Regions from separate parts of the Mus musculus genome. Here region 1 is linked to region 2. The links are chromatin loops, found by intact Hi-C in ENCODE. Cell type or tissue: left cerebral cortex. All regions are shown on one strand. Links, peaks and the distances in the headings refer to the core of each region. The heading gives the core; the rest is flanking DNA. Region 1 overlaps Grb14 (growth factor receptor bound protein 14). Region 2 holds the start of Grb14 (growth factor receptor bound protein 14).

Evidence for each region. Peaks named below come from ENCODE experiments on the same cell type or tissue, not always from the same donor. Only the 100,000 strongest peaks of a DNase experiment are listed, where the experiment ranks them.
Region 1: a loop joins it to region 2, with 2.5 times the contacts of the local background. A loop is called at or near these places in 2 of 42 quality-filtered maps.

What each region holds. Positions count from the first base shown.
Region 1 is chr2:64,960,886-64,970,926 of GRCm38, forward strand. All of the region lies in intron 2 of Grb14 (growth factor receptor bound protein 14), which reads right to left. Among named protein-coding and RNA genes, the nearest start is that of Grb14, 57 kb to the right of the region's middle. In left cerebral cortex, for the core only: a CTCF peak has its summit at 4,762 (motif pointing right); DNase peaks (open chromatin) are centred at 1,492, 4,777, 5,664 and 6,089; H3K27ac peaks cover 999 bases.
Region 2 is chr2:65,016,986-65,027,026 of GRCm38, forward strand. Grb14 (growth factor receptor bound protein 14) reads right to left here and starts at 5,781. Exons shown (of 14, transcript NM_016719.1): 1 at 5,475-5,781; 2 at 4,102-4,234. The coding sequence starts at 5,659. In left cerebral cortex, for the core only: CTCF peaks have their summits at 4,844 and 5,954 (motif pointing right); DNase peaks (open chromatin) are centred at 3,472, 4,279, 4,811, 5,641 and 1 more place; H3K4me3 peaks cover 2,233 bases; H3K27ac peaks cover 2,420 bases.

The DNA.
Region 1 (10,041 bases), core at 735-8,734, 57 kb before region 2:
TGCATCAGGAGTGTCCAATGAGTATTTGCCAAGGGCTTTCCAAACTGCCATCCTGGGAAACTGATAAATGCCCCACGTCCTGCCCTCACTGTCCTCAGCTTCTTCAGAGAATAAGAGAGAGAACACAGCTTGTCACAGTGGGGAAGTGTATGAGATCAATCATTAAAACAAAAAACAAATAGAATGGAGAGAGAGAAAGAAGAAAAAGGGCAAACAGAGGAATGATGACTGGAGCATGACTGGACTGTGTTGCTCCTGGGCTAGAGTGTCTAGGAAAAAAATCTGAGCTCAATTAATATTAACTAGTACTGTATTTAAAATAATGTGATAAACATATTTTAAGTGTATCTTCCAGTGTTTAAGTTTCATTCTTTAATCCTATGTATCCATTATTTCTATCACTAACGTATAATTACTAGAAGATTAAAGTTAAGACAAAAAGTCCACAGAAGAGTTCCCTGCACTAGGACCCAAAGTGGAGCTCATTTTGTTTCTATAACTCTTCCAAAGTTATGAGCAACTAGAGAAAGATTACAAAACATTTTCTGATGCTTCAAGATTTCTTGCTGTTTTTTTTCTTTAAACAGAGAGCAAATGTACTTAAATCATATGAATATTTTTATAGCAAGGTCAGAGCAGCCTTGGATCTTCACATTCTTCTAAATAAGGAATGCTGTGGCCAGAGATAAGAGGAGACAGTGTAAGGATTTTGAATTAAACAAGCCTGTGTGTTTGCTTAAGGGGATGGAAATAATGCGTTCATTAGTTCTTATTCCATATCTCTGCTTTTCAAACAATGAATCTCCAAAAGAACGCTGCTCCAGCAGCCCTCAGTAACTCCAGCAAAGCTGCTGCTCCCTGCGCCCTTCCTCAACTTTTTCTAGGTGTGAAATACTGAGAGCAAAGGAGTACATAGCTTAGAGACACCACATAACAAAGTCTTAGGAAATTTGAAAGAAATATTCAACAATCCTTATGCCTGAGCAGAAACTATGCATTTTTAATTAGTTACATTCGTTCAAAACACGCAAATGTCACGAATATTGACTCTCGGGAACTGACATAACAAAGACCATGCCTTATCCTAGTCTGCTTTTCAGCTTCATTCCACACAACCTGCTCCTTCCTCCCTGATCTCACCACCCCCACTCCCAACCCCACCCCCACTCACCCTCAGTTTCTTACAAGTGCCTAGCTCCTTCCAGAACACAGCATGCTTTGACATAGTGCACTGACTACTGGTACTATCTGAACTATCTCCCTGAAACCTACTTTTCTTCCCTAAAGTCTCAGATACACCATTATTTCTTGGAAGGAAAATGTCAATGACTTTTCCAGTTTAAGGCCAGAATGTCTATACCATGCGTGGTGTACCTGTGCCATCAAACCCACAAAGCCATTGCTACACAGAACACCACACAACATCAGTCACAGCGGCTTCCTATCTTCTCTCCAGCAGCCCACAGAACACGGGGCTCACAATGGACAAATGAAATAGTTATTCTATGGTGAATAGACTCATTGTCTGTAACCCCAAGTGAGACATTACGGATTCCACAACAACACTATTGAGCCCTCAAGTTTGAAACCACACATGCAGACCAAAGAGAAAATAGTAGCAAGTTTTCATAGAAAGTCTCAGCTGAACAAAACCCAATCTGGGACTTAAAGTGGCCTGTTGTCATATTTGACATTGTGTAAAAAGTTGAAACACAGAGGGAGGGGGAACCTGGGTAAAGCAAATAGTATGAGAAAAGGTATTGAGGAAGAAGAAAAGCAAATAATAATAACAACAATGACAACAACAACAATAAGACTGGGTTTGCTGTAGCAGAACTAGTGACACTTCACAGTTGCCAGCAGACCAAGGAGAAGGGTGGTCTCATCCGGACATGCTGAGCACCGGGTTCCCTTCAGACCAGTAAAATGGAGAACGAAATCTGCCACACCCCAATTACAAAGCACCTCTCAAAATTATCTGAGAATACAGTAATAAGGTTTAAAATAGAAGTTTTACAAGGCTCTCCTCAATAGGGGCAAGAGAATTGACTGCTCAACAGCTGATGGTGACAGAACCATAATGGAAAGGGGAGCTAGCTACTAACAGCAGATTTGCCCCAGACCTTTTCTCACATTTGAAAGATTGGGGTTTTAAGTAGTCAGGTCCCTCAAGCTCCTACTAACCCAAGGTCTTTAAGTTCATCCCTAATGTTATTTATTTTTAAGACTACAGGATGGAAGTTTGCCACACCTTCTGTGTAGTAGCCTTGGCTTAGCAGTCGCTTGCTTGCTGCTCTGCTTCCGTTTGACAGTTATAAAGAGTGCCTGGGCTAATATCCCCTTATCACTAAGTGCATACCATGTATGTTCTTTTGTGACTGGGTTACCTCACTCAGGATGATATTTTCTAGTTCCATCCATTTGCCAAAGCTCCATATACTCAAGATACAATTCACAGATCACATGAAGCTCAAGAAGAAAGAAGACCAAAGTGTGGGTGCTTCGGTCCTTCTTAGAAGGGGAATAAAATACAGGAGCATATGTGGAGATAAAGTGTGGAGCAGAGACTGAAGGAAAGGTCATCCAGAGACTGTCCCACCTGGGGACTCATCCCATATACAGTAACCAAACCCAGACACTATTGTGGATGCCAAGAAGTGCATGCTGAAAGGAGCCTGATATGGCTGTCTCCTGAGAGGCCTTGCCAGAGCCTTACAAATACAGAAGCAGATGCTTACAGTCAACCATTGGACTGAGCGGTGGGTGGGTCCCCAATAGAGGAGTTAGAGAAAGGACTGAAGGAGTTGAAGGGGTTTGCAACCCCATAGGAAGAACAACAATATCAACTAACCAGAACCACCCCCCCAAGCTCCCAGGGACTAAGCCTTCAACCAAGGAATATACACGGCTCCAGCTGCATATGTGAGGATGGCCTTGTCATGTATCAATGGGAGGAGAGGTCCTTGGTCCTGTGAAGGCTTGATAGATGCTCCAGTGTAGGGGAATTGACGGTAGGAGTGGGTGGTGGGTGGAGGAACAGCCTCATAGAAGCAGGGGGAGGGAGGATGGGATAGAGGGTTTCCAGGATCGGGGAAAACTGGGAAAGGGAATAACATTTGAAATGTAAATAAAGAAAATATCCCATTTAAAAAAGTGCCTGGTCAAAGCAAACAAATCAAGACTCAAGAACCTGAGTAGCCAGGGGTCTAGTTCTGCATACTAGGGCCAGAATGCAATAGGAAAAGATTTGGGATGTTTCAAATAAGTTTGCATTCCTGGACAAAAGTAGCCCCTTATAGTCTCACTAGTGGACATGTCCTAAAGTTGACCTGGAAAGAGATTCCACATTGCCACATATGCAAATCTGCCTCATATATAGGCTTCCATCCAAAGTTATGCCCATATACATATGTGCACATGTGCATATGTGGACACACATAGGTATAAGCTTCCATTCTAAGCTACCCCCACATACTTATGTGCACATGCACATATGTGCACACGTGCACACACACACACATTTCTGTGCATTTGAATCCAATGTACATTATACAGAGTCAAGTCAAAAATCCCTTGCTAATTTCCCAATGACGTCATCCAAGACCTGTCTCTGAATAGTCAGTGTTTTAAGATACATGTAGTCATGTAGGGTTAACTCCTCTTTACATGATACAAACCTTCTCAGATGCTAACAAACACTTAACCACACTTAAGGCAGAAAACCACTGGTTAAGCTTAGGTTGGGCACAATGTTATCCTGATGTCTCCTTTCAGTTTTTAAGTAACCATTTATTCTCAGAATAACCACTATACATGTGTAAGTGAAAAAGTTCAAATCAGTTCACACAGTGAGAAAGAAGGACAAAAGGAGAGGGGAGGAGGGGAAAGAGTGTAGAGATGAGGAGACAGACAAAAGGATGCAGACATGGTGCATCCAGCTGCAACACTCTTATGGAGACAAACAGCATCCACCCACGCATGCACTGTTAGGAACTATTTGTCTTCATTGATCTTTAAAATTTTTTCCCCATAATTTAATGTCTCAGAAACTCAAATGAATTTTACCATTAAAGGTCTGTTGGAGTTTAATGAGAGGTGTGTTGAATGACATTATCATGTGATATATAGTGCCAAACAGCCAATGGTATATGCTATGTACAGTCTCCCTGTGATGTTTACGTATTACTCTATAGACTTTAAGTCACACCTCTGAAAAAAATAACTTTCCAAATCCTAACATTCCCATACTGTGACAGTTCTAGAGGACAACCAATTTATATCCAGGCTGTAATTCTGTTTCCTTTAAACGTTCCCATGTATCTGTGTGAAACCCATAGCGTGCATATTCCTATTCAAAGCACACACACACACACACAATGTTGTCAGAATAATAAGATAATAAAAGTTAGCAGAATTCAGGCTGAACAATTGACAAAGGTCCTAATCTCAGAAAGAAGAAAGCCAAGGCGAGGGAAGAAGTGACTTGTTCAGGCACCTGCTCCCTGGCAGAACCATGGAACCTGTATTGGCTCCACCTAGACACTGTCTGAACTCCTCCCCCACTGCTAGTCCAGTGTCCATGCCTCTTTAAGCTGCGACTGCTTCATGACACGTTCTTTTAAAAGATTAGCAAGCTAAGCATCACACCAGAATATATAAATGAGATGTATGTCACAAAGCACCTAGTTTTTGAATGCCAAAGAGTTGCTTGCGTTTTCATTGTTTTCTGAATGTTACAAAGCATGCAACTATAGAAACAGCCAGCAGAGGGAGGCTTTATTCTGAGTTGGTACTAATACAGACCCCAGATAGATTTTTCTGTCTGGGGCAATGGCTCAGCTTGCTGCCAAGGCTGCATCTTTAAATGAATCCTGTGGGGACATACAGTGGGTGCCAAAGAGAGGAAGAAGGAAACTGACTTCCACAAGTTATTCTCTCACCTCCTCAAAGATGTCCACACTACCCCGAACACACATAGATAGTAAATAAATAAATGTAAAACAAAAAAGCAAATATGTATACTGACAGAAACCAAAAGACTGTTAATTGCATGAAGTTCCTTCTTGATATATTTATAATCTTGTATCAAAGTAGATTTTTTAAATTTCTGAACAGTTGGACGTTTAAGATTAGTTGCTTCTATATTAACATTGAGAAAATATCCTGTGAACATATATACAGGCATAAATATACATGTGTGTTAGAGAAAGAGAAAATATTTCTCAGATCCTGTGATTTAGAATACTGATATCAAAATTTCTCTTCAAAAATTAATTTGGCTGCTAGAGTTAATTTAATTTCAGAAACTCCTGTCGATATTTTCCAAAGTACAGAGACACAGGACAGGTCATGGGGCTTTAGTAACTTTCTGAAAATGTTATGATTACCAAATACTATTTTAATGTCTTTTTTTTGGGGGGGGGGACTGTCTGAAGGCTGAACATTTTTAATACTTTACCAGGGTGGAAATCTTTACATTTTCAGAGGGAAGTAGCATCTGAAATTACCAAAAGCCCTACTTCTTTCTTTGCCAACAAGAGATTATTATTTTTAAATTCTGGCTCAGGCGACTGGGGCGCCGCCAAGAAAGCCAGCCCTTCAGACAGTCCCGAGCAGGAGTCTGAGACTGGCCATCACTCCAGCTATTTTTAATCAGCCTTGTGTGCCAGGCATGGACCAGGCATTGTGGTTTACAAAATAACGTGAGGCTCGGTGCCTGTTCCCATGGAGTTACAGCCCAGGTGTCTACAGTGCTGAGAATACTGGAATCTGATCTGGGTCAGACTGGTGGGGAACTTCAGGAGAACATCTTCTAAATCTTCAACTTCTCATACTTTAAAATGTATGAAGAGCTAACAGCACTCAGTGTTGTATGTTGCATAGTAATCATATTGTGAATTCTAAAGGAAAATCATCTATGGTGAGTAGGTCCTAAGATATCCTTATAGCCCCAGTATATTCTCAGGTTAGCTTAGTCACTGACTTAGAAGTAAGGCTGAGGACACGGCAAGGAACGCCAAGTCAGCGGGTAAAAGTAGATTGGCAAAAGAGGTGAGAATTGTTCCACGTGAAGCATACAGGTAAGAGAAGAAAGTAACACAGCTGTTCTGTAGAGCAGGCCATGCAGTCTGTGCCCAGGCTGCACTGTGGAACAGGGCCACACACAGGATGTTCCATAAAGCAGGCTGCACAGTGTCTATCCAGAATGCTGTGCAGAGCAGGGATGTATAGTATGTGTGCCCAGGCTGTTTTGAGGAGCTTGGCCATGTGGTATGTATTCCTCAGCTGGGGCATGCAGCACGTGAGCTCCCATTGTTCTACGAAAGTTTTCTTTCTGAGAAGACAGGCCTAGCCTACAACCCTGCACTCTGCCATTTATTAGCAGGAGCTTTGAGGATGGCCTTTCTCCAACCAATCTTCCTCGCCCAAAATGGGTTTGACCAGCAGCCTTGGGAGGTTCTTACAAAGATTAAAAAGAGTCTGGACTCAGTGCTAAGCAGATCACAGCTCCTTTGATTTTTTTTTTCTTTTCTTCCTTTGATTTCTACTGGTCTATGAGGATGGCAGAAAGTCTTCCATCTTGCCAAAAGCCACAAGTTAGAGCTGGATAAAAATAATGAAAAGTCCTGGGACTGTGGCTTTTCACCCTAAGGGATAAAACTCTAAGAAGAATAAAGAAAAACAATAATGTTGAGAAATACTAATAGTAGGTCAGTATCCTGTTTTCACAAAAAACAACACTTACACAAATAATACTAATTTCCATCTGAGTCCCCTTGTTTGAAGTGCTTGAGTGGAAAGTGTATCAGATTTCCTTCCCTCCCCCCTCTCTCTCTGGAATATTGCATACACAATGAGCTATCCTAAAGAAAGAATCTCTCTGTAAACACAGAATTCATTTACGTTTCATTTATACACAAAGCCTGTGGGCAATTCTATTCAGTGTCTTTGGTATACATTATTTTTCCTCATGACATCACACGGCTTCACAGAAAATCTTTAAATTTAGGAGTATTTCGTCTTTCGGTTTTTAAATTAAGAATGCTCAGCTTGCATAGACTATGCCTCTGCTATCCGCGTCCTGATTAGAGATGGCTCAGCCCCACTGTCATACAGGTATCCAAGAGCTTTAGCTTACAACTACACAGCCTGCCAGCCATTGACTAACAACCCTACGATACTGAATAATCTAACTGCATATTTTGTTGTACTTCAGTCTGTGCTCCCAGAAAAGACAGATGATAGGGATATATACATGAACATAGCTTAGCAGTCAATTGCTTGCTTTTTTGTTTGTTTAAGTCTCATGGCAGTCATAAACACAGTTACAAAAAAATGAGCAGTATAAAACGAATTTAAAAAGTACACCATCCTTTTGGCCCTGGTGGCATGATATGAAGGATAATAAGTTTCTACTCAATGCATTTGCTACAACAAAAATTTTTATGTAACAACTTTAGCCGGACATTTAAATTCCTGATGATTATAAAGTTTTTTATTTAAAATTTTTTCTCATTCAATTTAAATCACTTATGAAGCTAATAAAACATGATGTTTTAAAGCCAAGCATAGTGGCAAGTTGTCTGTACTCTGAGCTTTCAGGCGGCTGGAGGAGAGAATGTAGTGGTTTTAGCTTAGTTTGGGTTACATATGGGGACTGTCTCTCTGAAAGCACACATACTATCCACACCAGAAGAATCAAAACCAACCCAACAAATGAACACAAAGCACACGTCTTTTCTTGGGTCAGAGAAATAATTCACATTCTCTTGGCTTCTACTATGTGTTAAATGTTTTTAACACAGACCTGGCAAATTTAGCATTCTGAAGAACATAGAGCAACTGTACGGACAGATACACCTAAGATTACTCCATAGGCTAAAGAGAGAGCTGAACTCAGGTGCCAGGCTCTCTACCTCTAAAACACACTCTGTCCACCAAGAATGCTTTCTGAAACCTTATTTCTCAAGCAACAAAAAACCGTGTAAATACAATCCAAACCGTGCTCTGAGTGACACCTTTCTGGGTTAAGGACACAGATCATTTACCCTAATAAAAATGACATGAGGAGGAAGAAAATCAAAGTTTAGCAGGAACGAGATTTAAAAAATAGCAATGATTCCCCCCCCCTCACTCTCCAAGCCACCACTTGGAGATGTACATGGCCCTGCTTACTCAGAGAAGCATCCATCTGCACAATTGGCCCGCCTACCATCCCCACACAAGGAGAGAATCCATTTCCTCTGAAGCGTACGACCACACTTTGTACACGGTACAATAACAAGGCAATATTTTCTGAATGCCAACGAAGACAGAGGCACTTGTAGTGGTGGTAGCTAGCTGACCCTCATGCTCGCTCTTCACATACATCTTTCTAAATAATTCTGGTACCTTAATTGTTAGGAAATTGTTAGGAGTCCTATTAAGAAACTCCTTTCCTACACCAAGATCTTGTAGAGTGTTGCCTTTGTTTTCTTCTAGAAGTTTCATTGTTTTGGGTTTCTTATCAAGGTTCTTCATCCATTTGAAGTTAGGTCTTTTTGGGTTTGTTTTATTTTGTTTTGTTTTGTTTGTTTTGCTTTATTTTTCTGATTGACAAATACTGATCTAATGTCATTCTTCTACATGTTGACACTCAGTTTTCCCAACACTACTTGTCAAATATAAGATGACTATAGTTGTTCAAGCAGCAATCCCTTTCAGAGTCTGAACCACCAACCAAAGAATATACATGGCTGGCCCTAGCTCCATCACTCCTACACATATGTAGCAGATGTGCAGGCTGGTCTCCATGTGCATCCCGAACAGCTATCCCAAAGGCTGTTGCCTCTCCAATGGATATGTTCTTCTTGCTGGGCTGCCTTGTCTGGCCTCACTGGAAGAGGAATCACCTACCCTGGCAGAGACTTGAAATGCCAGGGTGGCAGGATACCCAGGAGGGCCCTCACCTGCTCAGAGGAGAAGGGGAGGGGGAATAGGGGAAGGATTGTGGGTAGGAGGAAGTGACACGGAGGGAGAGAAGTGAGTGGGATATAAAGTGAAAAAGTTTTAGAAAATGATTACAGTTATATATCCTCATGTTTTGGTCAGAATAGAATATTCTGTTCTATTCATCTTCATGTCTGTTTCTGTGCCCGTGCCTTTCTGTCTTTGTTACAACAGATCTGGAACACATCATGAAATATAAAACGGTCATCCCTCCAGCATAGTTCTTTTTGCTCAGGATTGCTTTGGAGTCTTTCTTTATTACATTTGTCTTTTAGGATGTTTTTTGCATTTCTGTGAAGAATGTTGTATTTTGGTAGTATTGCACTGAATCTGTGAATTACAGTCCCAACTGACCAGGAACATCATCACAAAAGAAGGATCAGAAAGACTGTAAGAGCCAAAGGACCAGGATACCTGATGTGATAGAATAGTGGGTTATGCCAAAACAGCATGCTAGGCCAAAGCAGTTCCACGTGGAAGAGGTTTTATTGAAAGGGAGAGACAAAGAAGTGGCACAGAGAGAAGAGGGGGAGAGAGGAGAAAGAAGAGAGAGTGAGGAAGGGCCGTTCTCCTTATTTATATGGAAAATGACATAACACAAATAAGGGTGGGAGGTAAGCCAAATGGATTCTGGGAATATGGTGGTCGTTGTCTTGGCAAAAGGTCTGCAGGTCGAAGGTCTCGCTGTTGCCTCATAGGTTTGGAATGTCCTGATGATAATGATACCTGCTATGAGACAGTGACAGCTATATATAAAAAGGAAATTGTACCCACAAAATCTCAACAGTATGACCTCCTAAATAAGACCTAAACAACCTGACCATCAGTAAACAAGCCAAAGCAGATGAAGGAGGGAGGACCTCACAGGCACTCACCCATCTCTAGATGAAGAGCGATAGAAAATTAATGACTTCTGAAAGAAAAAGGTAGAAGACCCCTAAACAGTTGTCTAGTACCAAGTGGTCAGTCCTATACATATAAACAGCACTAAATGGCTCAACAGGTTGTATGTATATATTTATTTATGTGTGTGTAATGTGGGGGGTGGGATAT
Region 2 (10,041 bases), core at 1,281-9,280:
GATCTGTGGAAGTAGGGCAGTGGATGATGTCAAGCCTCTCTCTCTCAACTCCAGCGTTCAATGACACAGTTTTTCACTAGGTTCAATCTTTAAAATGTTCAGGCACTTTATTATGCATCCAAGACAGTCCCAGAGGCAACTGACCAGAACCTACACACAAGCTGTGTCCAGGTTCAAAAATTATCTAAGGCCTAGAAAACAAGACAAGAAATGATTCTTCAATGAGAACTGAAACCTTTTTTTTTTTTTCTTATTCTTCAAGTAATGGGTCTTTAAAATCCGGCAGTAAAGAATAATTTCCTAGCAAATTTTTGTTATAAATTAAAAATGACATTTCTTCACATAATGAAAGTTATTTGTGATGTAATTTTCTAGATCACAGATTTTTAAAGGAAGGGATAATTTAAATAGCTATTATTGTCAGAAACAAAGAAATCGCCTTACAATTTCACATGATGAACATAAGAGACAGAGAGAAAGAGAGAATAAAGAAGCAGTTTTCATCCTAGCTCCCCTATAATAACACTAAAACCACACAGAACTACTCAAGTTGGCATATCTTACTTGCAAAAGAGACAAAGCCCACCCTATTGTGGTATATTGTGCAATATACCAATCACACATCACAGAAGCACCTCAACATGCTTTCAAAAGCATACTTGTGGCCTGGAAAGTGATTTTGACTGCGGCTTTGAAAGACCAAATGAAATTTAACATTTTTAGACTGGATTCTTTCAAAGTTTCTGGGCATTCATTTGTTAATAACAAGTAGAAATTCTTTACTTTTCCTGGGGAGATAAAAAGAATTTTCTAGCAAGTCTGGAATGACTTAACAAGTACCAGAGACTATAAAAAATTTTTTTAAAGGAGTAATATTGTTATGTTTCATCCATAAGTAATATTGAGAGGTACAATGTAGTCCTTTAGCATCATACATATCATCTCAACCAAAAGCTGCAGGTATTGACACCAGAGGTACTATCTTGTAGTAAGGGCATAGGGGCAAGCATGTGTTTGACAAAGGTACTAAGCCTAGGGAAATTGCTGATGTGGAGAGCCATGAGTTCTCAAAGACTTCTCATTCCAAACAACTGAGAATGCATAAAGTAATTAAACGAATCAATTCTCCATGCAATATCTAGGTGAATTAAAAAGGGAAAGGAAAAAAAGGAAAACGAATCTTCTTCCTCAACAGTGGGATATCCTGTACATGAAGTTGTGAGTCCTGGGACTAGGAAGATATTTACAAAAACGTCTTTGGGAGGTAGGACACCCCTCAGGGACTGGACCCAGTAAGTCAGCTAAATCTAGCTCATAAGTAGGCCCAGCTGCCTGTGAGTGTGTACAATGTTCTCTGTCAGGCTAGATACAGGCTGCAAGGGCAGAGAGGAAACCTGCTGGAGTGAGCGACACACGTCATCTTTTCCCTACTTTGGAACTTCCGAATCTGAAACCCACTGCCCTTCGCTGGACTGCCTGCCTCCACCTGGATCTGAGACCTAACTTACTCTCGTTCTCTTCAAATCTTTTCCCTTTTCTGTGATAAAATAGTGTAACAAACGCCACTTAAGAAGGAAAAGGTTGATTTCAGATAACAAGTCTACATTACAGTCTGTCACTGCCAGGGAAATCTCAGGGGCCAGGCTTGAAGTAGTTGGTCCCATTGCATCGGTGAGAAAGAGGTTGATGGATGAATGCATGCATGCTCAACTTACTTACTTTCTCCATCTTCTCCAGGCCAGGATCTCTGCCCAGAGACCAGCTCCACCCCCAGTAAGGAACCTTCCCACTTCAATTAGACCAAATCAAGATGATCCTGCAGCCCATCTAGATTTTGTCAAGTTGAGCCTGTTAGCATAAGCACACTAATATCTAGTCTCCCTTTGTATCCTCAATCTAGCCTGCTCTACTAGTATTTCTTTTACTCAGAAGTATCCTGTGTTTATCCACAAAATAAAGCCTTACCAGATCACTTTTTCACATACCCTTGCTTTGCCAATCACTCTTTGTCAAGGGGGGTGGGGGAGGGGGAGGGGAGGGGGAGGGGGAGGGGAGGGGGAGGGGGAGGGGGATCTCTGCCTATCTAGGTATCTACTGTCTAGAATAATGTAAGAAGTCTGTGGCTTGAAGAAATTGTTAACTAAATCCCCCCAACTGAATATTAAGCCAACATCGTTCATATTCTTGCCCACCCAGAATGAGAGAAGCAACCATACAAAGCCCACAGTTAAATCTGTCATCCCTAACTCCATAGCCAAACTCTGGGTGCTTGGATATTTCAGAAAAGTTTACAATAAGACTTCAAAAATCTCACTCTGATGAAAAGGTTTTTTAGAATGGATCCTCTTGATCGCTCCCAATCCACTATCAGGTTCCAATCTTGTCCCCCCAAAATGTGTGTGTACCAGACAGCTATGAAAATTACATCTCCAAATATCATCATAGTCACACATTATAGTTTGCATTTGTAAAATTGGGGACAGTTAGCTCCCTGGAGCTCAGTGGGCAGACAGTCTGGCAAAACTGGTGAGTTTCAGGTTCAGTGAGAGATATTGTCTTAAAGAATAAGGTTGGGGCGAGAATAACAAGATGGGTCAAGTCTAATGGCATGAATTTGATCCCGGCACCCATGGAAGTAGATGATAACTCTGAAAGCTGCCCTCTAAACTCCACATGAAAATTAATGTAAGTCCACGAATAAATAAGTAAATAAATGTAAAAAACAGGGCAGGGAGCATTTGAGGAAGACACTTGCCATTGACTTCTGGTCTCTAAACCACACATGACACAGTGCTTGTACACCTGTGAAACTCCTGCACACATACCTCCTACTGCTATCTATTGCTGCGTGGTAATAAGCATGCCCGCTCCCCAGGGTATTTCCTCCCTTCCCCTAAGTAAAACTACATCACTGAACCAATCAGAGGTTAATATATGAAAATTCTCCTACTTATACACACACATATGTGATATATATATATATATATATATATATATATATATATATATATATATATTTACCTGTTTCCTCCCTTCACCTCACCACGGTTCTCTGAATGTTAAAGTTTCCTCTCCCCAACTCCAAAAAAACCCCAAAAACACCAAAAAAAAAGAGAGAGATGTTTTTTGACAAGTGAAGCTATTCTTTATTTTGTTAATTCAAAACTGGAATAAGTCCATGAAAAAAGATGAATAATTCTAGGATGTGTTGCTTTTTCACTCCTAAAATGTATAGTTATGAAATATCATTTCTTGGCTGCTTGGACTTTTTCTATCTAATTGGTGTAAGTCAGTCTCAAACAAGAAAGAAGACCATTAAAAAAAAAAATCCATTTTATCATGGCTTCCAAGTCAAATGCCTTCTGCAGCTGGAACCTCCAAAACATAAAGTTTGCCGAAAAGTATTTTGAGCTGCAAACTCCAATTACCTCATGTAGATTCCTTTTTTTAAAAAATTATGGTGTGTGTGCATGCATGTGTGCGCATGGGCTGGTGCATGTGCGTGTGTGCGTACGTGTACATATCCATGCCCCAGAACCCATGCAGAAGTTTGAAGACAACTTTTGGGAGTAAGTTATTTCCTTCTACTTGTTGGGTCTCAGGAGTCTAACTCAGGTCCTCCAGCAAATGCCCTCACCTACTGAGCCATTGCTCTTGGTCCCTGTCAGGTTCTCTACAGCACTTTCCTTTGGTAAAGGAGGCTAGCCTTATATGACATGTGTATAAGGAAAGACACCATTAAATAGCAAACAAAGAGCCGATCGATCCCCTTCTCACCTGATATTATAGTCCCGCCCCTTCCAATTAAGACTGGTGTGAAATTGATGCCTGTTGTCCGATAGGCAGTCAGGACAGGTGCACTCTCAACCCTATTCTCTCCCAAGAACCCAAGAGGAAATGTTTGATATTCCCACTACACAGCTGAGGAAGCTGAATCCCAGAAGGAACATCATCTCAAGGGCCCCTTTCAGTCAAGGGCCAAGCAAATTCTCGTTTGATGCTTTGTTTTGGTTTGGTTTGGTTTTTTTGCAAAACTCTTGAAGTCTGTGTGGGCACAAGCCTTGGAAGACCTTAGGGTTTCACAGGTTTGGAGGTGCATACCTGCTTCTTCCTTGAATTGGCCCTGGGAAACAGGCCTGCTGACAGCACAGATGTAAGCGGAGAGCAGCAGAGCTCAGGAAAGGGGTTGGGAATGGGTGGCTTTTCCAGAACATCCAGATCTTTCATTTTTCTCCTACACCAAGAGAACATAGGACGTCATTTACATAAAACAGAATAGGAAATGTAATTGCTGTCAGGGGAAAGAGCATTGCTCAGGCTAACGTGTACCGCTTGGTGACAAGGCTAACACTCTATAAGTAGGTGTACAGGAAAGAGCAAGGATGTCGTGCCCATGGGTCAAAAATAAAATATGCCAATTACCACAAATAATTCTATACCACCTCCCCCACCCCATCTCACAGAAAAAGAAAAGAAGAAGAAGAAAAGCCTTGGGAGGCATTGACACTCCATTTCCTGTACTTAGGGCTTTCCTGAACACCAACACAGGCTACATCATGATTTATGCAAACATTACCCAGGGGAGTGTGCCATTTCCTGGCTCCTATTAAATTGACAAAATCTGTAAGTTACATCCAGTAAACTCATCCCCAGGATTTTTTTTTTACTCATCACTGCTGGAAGTTATGATTTATTAAATATAGATGTGGTTCATCTCACTTCGAATTTCATTCACAATGTTGCCCACACACAGTCTGCTAATTTTTCAAGTGCTTATAGATACAGAACACCAAGGCAGTCCTTCTGGGAAGGTAAGTCAATAGAATGTGTTAGCAGGAATGTAACGCTAGGCCACTGGGGAGTTATTTTAACTTGACTGAAGTCAGAGCGCTTTGCAAATCCTGACAAAGAAGCAGGAGTGGTATTTAGATGTGCGACTGCAAAAAGCCACGGATTCTTAAGCTCTTCTCGCCTTTTTCTTTCCTAAGTATGACAACTCCAAAGGCACTTAATGCTCATTGCTGTGGAGATGAGAAACCTTGGAAAGCCGCTGCCCTTTCCTGTGGAACATAAAGACGGCTCAAATGTCAACCCCTGCTCTGCCTCTCCCGGGTCCTTGGAAGACTCTATCTACGTGGGAGGTGAACACATTCAAGCTTGGATTTTTGAAGCCTATAGTGTAATAGGAAAAGGGCCACCCAGCAGCTGAATGTGGTCAGTCTGGAGTGAAGCCTTCTGGTTCACCCCAAAGGGCAAAGGTGAGACAGACCGCTCTCCACCACCCCGTGATGCTATTTATAACAGGGCACCTGGAGATCGTGGTGCCCTCCTGACCCCGCGGGATCTGGCTCCAAGGGAATTGTCTTCAGACACTTTCCAAACTTGGTCCGGCTCTGGGCACACACTCACCCCTGGGCCGCCTCCATACCCCAAGAGCGGATTGCTGACCCGGACACCACCACGAAGCTGCCTACCTGTCTATGGCACCGCGGAGGGTCGCATCGGAGGCGGGGGACAGCGCGTGCAGTCCGGGGACCTGCGCCGGGTCCTGGGCGTCTCCCTTGCCCTGGGCAACGCGGCACACCTGCACTGCCAGCGGCGAATCCTGGGCGCCTGCCCGGCCCGCGGCGCTCTGCCCGTCTTGCAGGGACGTGGTCATGGTCGTAGGCCAGGGGTCTAGGGAGTCATCGACCGCGAGGCGAAAGCTACGAAGGGCTGGGGGCGAGCAGAGCCGAGCGGTTGCAGGCAGCGAGCGCCTTGCAGGTGCGGTGGCAGGGCCGCCTGCGCTCACGGCCAGGGCGGCTGGGACGCGGTGGGGCGGGGAGCGGGGGAGGGGCGGGGGCGGAGGAGGAGGGTGGGGACGTAGAGGGTGGGGACCGGGAAGAGCGGTGCTGGGGGGCGGGGAGGATGGAGCGCCAGCCTGGCGGGCCCTGCGCGTAGCCCGGGCACTCGGGGGCGCTGGTGTCACTCTCCTGAAGCGTGGGGACCTCGACCTCAGGCTCCCTAAGTCCCACCGCCGCTTTCCCAAGTGGGTGACCCAGCACAAGGCTGAAAGTCCCGCGGGCCGAGTGCCACTCTGGGCTAGGAGGACCGACCTCCAATCTGCCTGGGTCCAGGCAGAACTGGTCCTTAGACCCTTCCGTGCCAGTAGGGCCACGGGAGATCACCTAAGCTGTGGCTTGATCATCAAGACAGACCCACAGTACTGGCAAACCAGGAGGAAATCTTAGGGCAATGTATTCTCCAGTCCCGCCCCCCACCCCGCGCTCCCTCCCCCACCACCCCTTTCCTTTTCCTCCGTGGCAAGAGATGGAGTAAAGTGAGGAAAAATCAGGGTTGCTGTCTTAGAAAAACTCCTTTGAACTGGTGAGAATTCTCAGTAAAACCTGAATGAATCTCAAGGTGCCTGGGATTATTAATAGAGTTTTTTCCTTGTGTTCGTTCTTTCTTTCTTTCTTTCTTTCTTTCTTTCTTTCTTTCTTTCTTTCTTTCTTTCCTTCTTTCCTTCTTTCCTTCTTTCCTTCTTTCCTTCTTTCCTTCTTTCCTTCTTTCCTTCTTTCTTTCTTTTCTTTTCTTTTTATTTATTTTTTATATTTTTACTTAGTTATTAATTAATTTTTTTTTTTTTTTGGTTTTTGGAGACCAGGGTTTCTCTGTGTAGCCCTGTCTGGCCTGGAACTCACCCTGTAGACCAGGATGGCCTCGAACTCAGAAATCTGCCTGCCTCTGCCTCTGCCTCCCAAGTGCTGGGATTAAAGGCCTGTGCCACCACTGCCCAGTTCTTTTCTTTTTTTAATGAGAGCATCTTTCTCATATTTTCCACATTCTGCCTTGCTCTCCTAACTATTCCATGAATCTACTACTTGCCTCATTTTATACATAAGAATATTAGGGTCCCCAAGCAACCCAGGGCAAGGCCCTGCTTAGCTCTTAGTTAACAGATGCACTCAGGATTCATCCCATAAGCTTCCATGTCAACCTAGGCAATGAAACAGTAGAGGCATTGTGTTCTTCCAGGATGCAGCAACCATACCCTGAAATCCGGACTTCTGTCCCTGCTTTTCATGAAGTATCCTACATCCTGTGCACCGTGGAGGACTTTCAGAGAGTTTACACACTCTTTGTTCTCTGACCAACTTAGATATCATCTGGTCCTGGCACCTGTTTCCCTAAGTCAACCTCCACTTCTTCTGTCCATGGCAAGATAAACATCCCTCCTGAAAAAGTGAGCCATCCTTGTTGTCCTGCTTGAGTATATCCCCTATCAGAATGTCAGCCCCAAACTCTGATGACAACTGGGGTTAAAATTGGCATGCTTCCTGGTTATAACCACTCCACGAACTGAGAACACTTGAGTCACAAAATAGGTAATAATCAACTTCTTCATCTTCCTAAAGTCTAAATTAAGAATTAAAACAGCATGAATGTCCATGACTGTGTGGAAGCTGTGGCTTCCAGGAGTCCTTATAAAAGGCAGTGGCCAACCCAGAACAAAAGAGTGGCTTCCCTGGGGGATAAAGCTAATACTAATGGTCTTAGCTAAAGCTTATCACTATACATGTGGGCTTTAAATGCATTTAATGGCAAAGCACTGAGTGGTGGTTTGAATATGCTTGGCCCATAGAAAGTGGCACTGTTAGGAGGTATGGCCTTGTTGGAATAGTTGTGGCCTTGCTGAAGGAAGTGTGTCTCTGTGTAAACAGGCTTTGAGGTCTCCATGTGCTCAAGCTCTGCCCAGCACAGAAGAGTTCCTTCCTGGCTTCCTCCAAGAAGACAGATCCCTCTGTCCTCCTTCAGATCCTTCCCCAGCACCATGTCTGCCTGGGCACTGTCATGCTTCCAGCCATGATGATAATGGACTGAAGCTTTGAAACTGTAAGCCAGCCCCAATGAAATGTTCTCGTTTCTAAAAAGTTTCCTTGGCCATGGTGTCTCTTCTCAGCAATAAGACCCTAACTAAGACACACTGTTATATATTAAAGCTATTCCAGCAGAATAAAAACAGAGTGTGTGTTTATAGATATCTTGAAGGAAAAAAAAACTATGCCATTATCATTGTCTTAATTTTACCCAAAGGCCTTGTACCTGTTTCTCCTCTCTAAAAATAATAGGGTGTGAATATTGTCACAGCAGAGTTAATCAATGACTAAAGTTTGTCCCCTCCCAACACACACAAACAAACACACACAATCACACACATATACTCACAAACAAATGCACTCTAGTACACATGTGTGTTCTCACACACATTTTCTCCTCTTCTTCCTCCTCTTCCTCCTCCTCCTCTTTCAGCAAGAGAGCATGCTATTTTTATCTCCTGGAGCAAAGACTATAGAGAAACTGTATATATGTCTTAACTCACTGGGAAGATTACTATCCAACAGTGAATTCTACTCAGCTTCCCAGGACATCTTCTTGACCTGAAGGAAAAGCCTTTGCTGATTCAAATGAGATTCTAAATATATCTCCCCTCTCCATGTATCCTTATAATAGTGAAAATCAAAGAAAGGCCCAGGCTCTGTGAACCTTCTGTAAGCCACACGAGTAGAAATTATAAGGCCTTTACAAGGCTTTACATGGGGAATGAGAAAGGGGAATAAATCTCTAAAAATAAGAGTCTAAATACGCCGGGCGGTGGTGGCGCACACCTTTAATCCCAGCACTTGGAAGGCAGAGGCAGACAGATTTCTGAGTTCAAGGCCAGCCTGGTCTACAAAGTGAGTTTCAGGACAGCCAGGGCTATACAGAGAAACCCTGTCTCAGAAAAAAAAAAACAAAAACAGTCTAAATACTTTGTCTTGTATCAAATTAATTACCACTAAGACCTTCTAAGACCTTGAGTATTTGTACCAAGAATTATCCAAATACATTTGAAGAAAAATGAAGTTGTTTTCATTTCTAAGATTGCAAGAAATTATTCTAAACAAAGGAATACATGTTATAAAGGTTATAGGACACAGCCAGACATACACAGAGAGATTTTTCCACAAAGGGAAAAATGGAGGAGGGTATTATAGTTTTTTTTTTCTCCCTATAACTGACAAAGTTCTCTGAAACAATACAGCAGATATGTTGGTACCAGAATGTCTGATCTGGGTGTTTGGGCTCTTTGGATTTGAACCTGTCAACTTGAGAGGCAGGAGTCTGCCCAGTTCCTTCCCCACTGCGGCCTTTTCTTCCCTTTTACAATCCCTATCCTGCCTCCCACATGTCCTGTGCTGAGGAACCCCAGCCATCTTCCACCTTGTTCCTCATTCTCCTGTCTCTTTCTGCTCATCAATCCTTTATATAGGGGAAGACCATACAGTCCCAGAAAAGAAATACACCAGACCAGTGCACCAAATGCCACCCCCATGCTCCCCCCCACACCCCACCCCCGCACCAGCTTTCCTCTATCAAGATTGCCATGGCAACCAGTCCTGAGTTTTGCTTTAACTAACTATCCTCACCTAAACATGCTCAGTTAGGTTGTTTGGGTTTGACCTTTATGCCGATGGAATCATTTTGCACTTGCTTCCATTCCCTTAACATTGTGTTTGTGATGTTTCTCTATGTTTGCATGGAACTGTAGGCATGTACTTCTTTGCTAGGTAAATAACACAATGTATACCACAATGTACACACGTAGGTTAATGCAGATAGGCATCTAGGCTCTCTGCAGTTTTGACATAATTAATAATACTACAGAGTTCATGTTGTATCCTGGGTGGGCATATACAAACATTCTGGGTAGCAGTGGTACTTTGAGGTCATAGTATGTAAGGGTCAGCTTTAGTCAATACTGCCTGTTTCCAAAATCACTGCAAGAATCGTCATCACTACCATAAGCTTCACTGATTCTTCACAGCCCTTGACACAGGGTGTATTATCAGAATTTGCACAACAAACATACTCATGACTCTAATAGCAATACTGGGGAGCAGAATTCAACTTAAAAAAATAATAGCACCTTCCCACCCTGTACACGCATGCTCACATGTGTGTTAATGGCAATAGGCAAAGACACCGTGTTAGTGGTGTTGTTCATCTATCAGTCAGGAG